Linked DNA regions of Homo sapiens: region 2 is linked to region 1. The links are chromatin loops, found by intact Hi-C in ENCODE. Cell type or tissue: IMR-90. All regions are shown on one strand. Links, peaks and the distances in the headings refer to the core of each region. The heading gives the core; the rest is flanking DNA. Region 1 holds the start of LOC105371625 (a long non-coding RNA gene). Region 2 overlaps BRINP2 (BMP/retinoic acid inducible neural specific 2).

What was found. A loop is a pair of places that touch in the nucleus more often than their neighbours do. Peaks named below come from ENCODE experiments on the same cell type or tissue, not always from the same donor. Only the 100,000 strongest peaks of a DNase experiment are listed, where the experiment ranks them.
Region 2: it touches region 1 in a loop (2.4-fold over the local background); 3 of 110 quality-filtered maps call a loop at or near these places.

What each region holds. Positions count from the first base shown.
Region 1 is chr1:177,254,678-177,257,593 of GRCh38, forward strand. It overlaps BRINP2 (BMP/retinoic acid inducible neural specific 2), which reads left to right. Exons shown (of 8, transcript NM_021165.4): 3 at 1,242-1,432; 4 at 2,499-2,707. It overlaps LOC105371625 (a long non-coding RNA gene), which reads right to left and starts at 1,362. Exons shown (of 3, transcript XR_922299.4): 1 at 1,175-1,362. RefSeq lists an enhancer at 803-2,002. In IMR-90, for the core only: a CTCF peak has its summit at 1,711 (motif pointing right); DNase peaks (open chromatin) are centred at 924 and 1,844.
Region 2 is chr1:177,208,029-177,210,944 of GRCh38, forward strand. The region is part of intron 1 of BRINP2 (BMP/retinoic acid inducible neural specific 2); the gene reads left to right. Among named protein-coding and RNA genes, the nearest start is that of BRINP2, 39 kb to the left of the region's middle. In IMR-90, for the core only: no CTCF peak of the experiment used is centred there; a DNase peak (open chromatin) is centred at 1,483; H3K27ac peaks cover 462 bases.

The DNA of each region.
Region 1 (2,916 bases), core at 248-2,747:
AGCAGGTGTTTCTCAAAAAAAAAAAATGAATTAAGCCAGACTCTGCAAGGAAAACAACTGACAGTATTTGTTGCCAATAATAAAATTTAAGCTTTTAAATGAAAATTCAAAGTTTAGAAAACTTGCATTCATCCTCATGAACTTGACATTTTCCTAATATTTAAAGACGTTGAAGAGATTGGTCATGATATTAAATAGTGAGATGTTTTAATATTATATAATGAAAAGTGTCAAAATGTGGAAGATCTGCATAACTTGGTGACCTGATATTTTCCAGATGACCAACACATGATGTTACAACATTATGCAGGATAAAAAGATCCATTCAAATTACAATATAGAACACTGGATTTAATGTAACAAAGCATGAAAAGTTCACTGATATGATTTCAGATTCCATATTGTAACTAACCTTTAAGAAACTACCATCTGTTTAGTTTAGTGTAGTACCAAAGATGAAAATCCACAATTATGAAAACAGATTGAATGTAGAAGCAAATATGAGAGTGCAGCTCTTTTCTGCTAAGCCTGATATTAAAGAGATTTGCAAACATGCAAAGCCATGCCACTCTCCTTGCTAAATTTGTTTTGTTTCAGAACATACAGTTGTCATGAAAATGTTATGTTATATGTAATGGGTTTATTAATGTTATCTCTAAATGAAATAACAAATGTTGATTTTCTCGGTTTTGATTTCTAAAATGGTAAATCTCAATAGCTCTAAGCCACATGTACAAATATGGGGATTCAATAATTTTTAACAGTATGAAGGGGATCAGAGATCAAAATATGAGGGCAGTGGTTCTAGAGCAAGCTTCCTGACTTCACAGGTGAGTAACTGAGGCCATGAGAGGGGATGTGACTCATTCACGGTAAGACAACTGTGATTAGATCACATCTTTGCAAACCACTGTTCCAATGTTTGTTTTTTCTACTACTCAACACTGTAAACCATGACTTCATGTGAATAAGCTAATCAACTACTGTCTGATGAGAAAGTTGGCTGGGAGAGGCTCTGATGTAGATCAGTGGAGACAGAGCTTTCTTACAGCATGTGAATGACAGGCCAGGTGAGAGGCCAAGGGGCCTCTTCCAGGCTCTGGGCACCTCCAGCTGAGGGGATGTGGGCTGAGAGGAGATGAGTGGCTGCAAGTGGAGGAAGAACATTACCTACTTCAGATTTTATGCCTCTTGCTCTGAAACGAGGTCAGCTTTTCCTTATCCCTTGGCTTTTCCCCCAGGGAGTTTGCCCGTTGGAAGGTGAACAACTTGGCTCTGGAAAGGAAGGACTTCTTCAGTTTGCCATTGCCTCTTGCCCCAGAGTTTATCCGGAACATTCGCCTCCTTGGAAGGAGACCCAATCTGCAACAGGTTACAGAAAATCTGATTAAAAAGTACGGCACTCATTTCTTACTTTCTGCCACCCTTGGAGGTAAGCAACATCACAATCCCAAGCTAATTGGTTGCCAGACCATTGGAAATAACGTTAAGACTCGTGTAGCGTAGCTCCAACAGTCTTATCTTCTTCCGGGCCTTTTATTGCCTGAGAAGTCTTTCTGGTGCATTTGAAAACAGTGCAGTCTCTTGACATCTCAATTTACCCCAGAACATCTCTATTTAATTATTCCCTGAGGAGGGGAAGTTGGGTATGGCGGTTGGAGGTGGACAGGCTCCTAACAAGCACTTGCCAGCAGGGGGCACTCCCAGTTTTCGCTCCGCTGAGTCACCCAACCCCTGAGGCTTCGCCACTTTCTAATGTTTGCTGTGGCTACAATGGTCAGACCCACAGGCAAAAAAGTCGAAGTCCCTGGAGTCCCTGACCCCTCTTCCTCTCTATAACGATTGGAAACTGTCCAAACCAACTCCAGTAGTTCTGGGCTGATGAATCATCCTCTTGTGGGGCGGAGAGTGGGGGTAGGGTGGAGCAATGTGGGCTAGGACCCAGGGCAGGATCAAAATCTCTGAAGATGCAGAGCTCCCTCTGCCCTGGGAAGAAGGAAGCAGGATTTATTATAACATTTAGCTCACTGTCCAATCGACTAAAACAAGCTCTCCCAGGGCTCGGGCCAGCTGTCGGCACGCGGCAGGTGTTGAGTGTTTGATGGGGAGGAGGGAGATGCCCCTTCAAGGCTTTTGCCCTTCCTGAGGGAGCAGAAAAAGCCACGAAGACTCCTCGTAAACAACTTGAGAGAGAGAATTGTGTCTCCCCTATGAAGATGGATTGCTTGAGACAGAGTTCAATAGAAGATGTTAAACAGATAAGCTGAGGGCAGGGGGACTGAGCTTTGGAAGAGGGCCTTTCAGGCAGCGAGGCCGCTGGCCTGTGGCTCCCTCTGATGAGCTTCTTCTAAAGATGGTAAGGGCTGGGGGAAGAGCTTGGCAGCAGGGGCTGCACTCTCTCTCAGCTGTGTCTATCTTGGCCAAGGGTTTTATGTTCCTATTGGTAGGGGATTCGAGAGCAGAGAGCGTCACCAATACACTCGTGTTGTTCACCATAGGAGAAGAGTCCCTGACCATTTTTGTGGACAAGCAGAAACTGGGAAGAAAGACAGAGACAACAGGAGGTGCCTCTATAATCGGGGGCAGTGGGAACAGCACAGCTGTGTCCCTGGAGACCCTGCACCAGCTGGCCGCCTCCTACTTCATCGACAGAGAGAGCACGCTGCGACGGCTGCACCATATCCAGATAGCCACGGGGGCCATCAAGGTAATGACCTGAGAGGTACAGGGAAGGGGATGGGGGAAGCACTGAGGAACCAGGGGGAGGCCAGAGCCTCAACCATCTCTAGGTCAGCTGGGCCGACTGATGGAAGAGGAAAAGAAGCTTTCTGATGAAGACACAGCCAGCCTTCAGACACGATGGGGTCATTCATTCCACTGCAGACACTCACAGAGCACCCACTCTGAGGCAGGCTA
Region 2 (2,916 bases), core at 287-2,786, 47 kb before region 1:
GACCCAGACAACCCACTCTGGCCATGAAATGCTGCTTTAGAAATTAATCTCTTTAGCTCCTAATTTCCTCATCCATAAAAAGAATCTAACAGTAGAACACAAAGCTTTTTATTGTCCTGTGGATCAAATGAGACAATGTATGAAAAGCAGTAAGAGCAATGTCTGACACCCAGTCATCGCTCAGTAAGTACTAGCCACAGGTACTAAGATGCCTCCCAGGCTTGGAGACTGGAAAGTTGCCGCAGGTTTTGCAGAAGTCAAGCTTAAAGATGTTTGTGGAAAGACAGGCAGGCACTGTATGTAAGTAGGTTAAAGAACAGTGTTGAGAGGCAAATTTGGGAAGGATAGTTTTGTGTTTGAAACAAATATCCAACAAATGAGAATAAGTAGATAAGTACTGTCTTTTAAAAAAGTGTACTTAACCATTTCCCCACTCTCCTTATCCCCTGGTGTGGTGACGGCTGTAACCCACTAACTGCTGGTAACTGCCCTTCAGAGAAATGCATCCCAGGTGCTGAATCTGTAGAGAGTGTGCATTATTCTCTGGCCCCTTCTCCACTACATTCTACATTTGCATCATAGCCACAGATTTTTTTTTTCTTCATCTTCTTCTTTTTTCAGCTGTTGTCCTTTAACTGTTATTTCCTTAATGAACAGGTAAGATTTGATTTTAACACAGTTATCACAGTAAGTGCTGAAAAGGAAGGTGTCTAGGAGTGACACTGACGTGTTTGGGTCCCAGCCTCAATAAGAATCCTTTGAAGGCACAAATAACACAATTGGAGTTTATCAAAACGCATTACATATTTGAACCCTGGCAAGCCACCTCAGGGTACTGTACTCCAGGGGTGTGTTGATGGTACCCAGAAATGTACGTGATCAGGCAAATGTACTTTTCTTCTTTTGTTTGCCTCTTGGGTCGTCTCTTGCCTTTATTCCCTGCACCTTTACAACTGTGCTGCATCACCAAGAGTGAGGCTTGTCATTCTGGAGTTTAAGAGGTAAAACACAGAAGTGGCAGGGCCCTGTGTGTGACCGCATGGGTTGTGTTCCGCTCAACAACACAGGGTGCCATTCACTTAGGCTACAGTGTGAATGGTGCCTCTTGGTGTTGTGCAAGGACAATCTGCATCACAGTATGTGGTGGCCCTGTAGGGGAAGCAAGGGGTTCTAAGTTAGGATATTTAAAAAAAAAAAAGAAAAAGAAAAAAAGATCTGAAACCATCTTTAATTGAAACTTCAGGGATCGACAAGCACAGAAAGCATATGGGTAATTTCTCCCTAGGCCCTCCACACCAGCTGAGATGTCAGGAGGGCAGCTGCAGCCTTTGGGCAGCTCATTAGGGCAGAGAGTGAGGATGGATGGAGTGAGACAGAAAGCCTCTTCCTGCTGAATCACCAGCACCAGTTCCAAGATCTGCCTGGGCCATCCTCACAGGCTGCTTGGCCAAGGACTGACTAAGCACAAGGCTGTAGAACTGGCAGAGAGTCAAGAATGGTGGGGCTGGGCAATAGCTAAAGGAGTGACATTTGTGAATGAGTGTGATGAATTGTTTCTGTTTGTTTAGACTAAACCCCAGCTCCGCCTCACGCAAGTGGAGCAACCAAGTGTGAGACACTGAGATCCTGGAAATGAAAGGATTGTCTGACCAGCTGTTCAAATTGGTGGCTGAAGCTCTCCGGTAAGAACAGCTAACACTCAGGTCTCACTCAGAGTCTTATAGATAACAAAAAAAAAGAAAAAAAATGGAGATAAAAGAGTATTCATAATACCTTGTTCTAATTTTTTAGTTAGAAAAAGAGCTTTTATGATTATAAAAATAATTCATCGCTTTATAGAAAATTTGGAAATACATAAAATCCTAACAAAGAAGGTAAAGAGCATCCATAATTTCAGCACCTGGCAACAATTATTAATATAAATTCATTTGCAATACTTTTCTTTCTTGAGAGCATAGCATTTTGCTGACATTTTCTAATTCATTCTGTGGTGTAGATGTGTGAGGGTTGTTGGAATAGAACAGTGCGTACTTTTATTATCATTACAGGAGAGAAGTCAAAATAGCAAATTCACTGACTTCTCCAAAGTCAGAGAAATTTGTGATGGCAATATCTTCTGTCCTCTGCTTCTGGTCTCTAAAAATAAAAACAGCCTAACAAGTTAATATTTATCTAGTGCTTTTCAGTCATATAATCTTTCCCTTGTGGTGCCATTCTGCTGTGTGCTTTCTATATTTACTCACCTAAGTTCCAGAGCAGAGACAGCCATGGTTCAAGAGAGTTTAACCAAGCAGTTGGAGGTGGAAAATCAGGAGCCAGGCCCTCTGATTCCTTCACTTGTCTAGAACCATGCTTCACTCAAAATCTTTCTGCTTGAGGCAACAAAATGAAAAGAGTACACTGCTCTTCATAAAGTTACAGTACATATTTGTATATAGGAATGGAGTGAGCAATGTACATGCACAACAATAAATACATAGAAATATATAGGAATGGATGAAATATAGACCTGTCCAGCCCTGTGTTCATTATGATAGCCACCAGCCACATGTGGCCATTGAGCATTTAATATATAGCTTGTGCAACTAATTAACTAAATTTTAAGTTTTTATTTTTTTAAGTTAAAAACATACTCAGTTCAGATGTTAGAAAAAGTTTAAGTATTCTTGGAGTAACTCATATAGGTGAATCTATTTTTTAACTATAAATTATTTGACATCTAAATAGAGAATCAAAACTTTCCGATGAAAAATTATTATCTAAACTGAGATGTGCAGTAAATGTGAAATACATACCAGATCTCAGACTCAGTGTGAAAAAAAAAACTCAGTCATAATTTTCTTATACTGATTACATGTTCAGATGACAATATTTTGGATTAGGTTAAATAAAATATTATTAAAATTAGGTGCATTT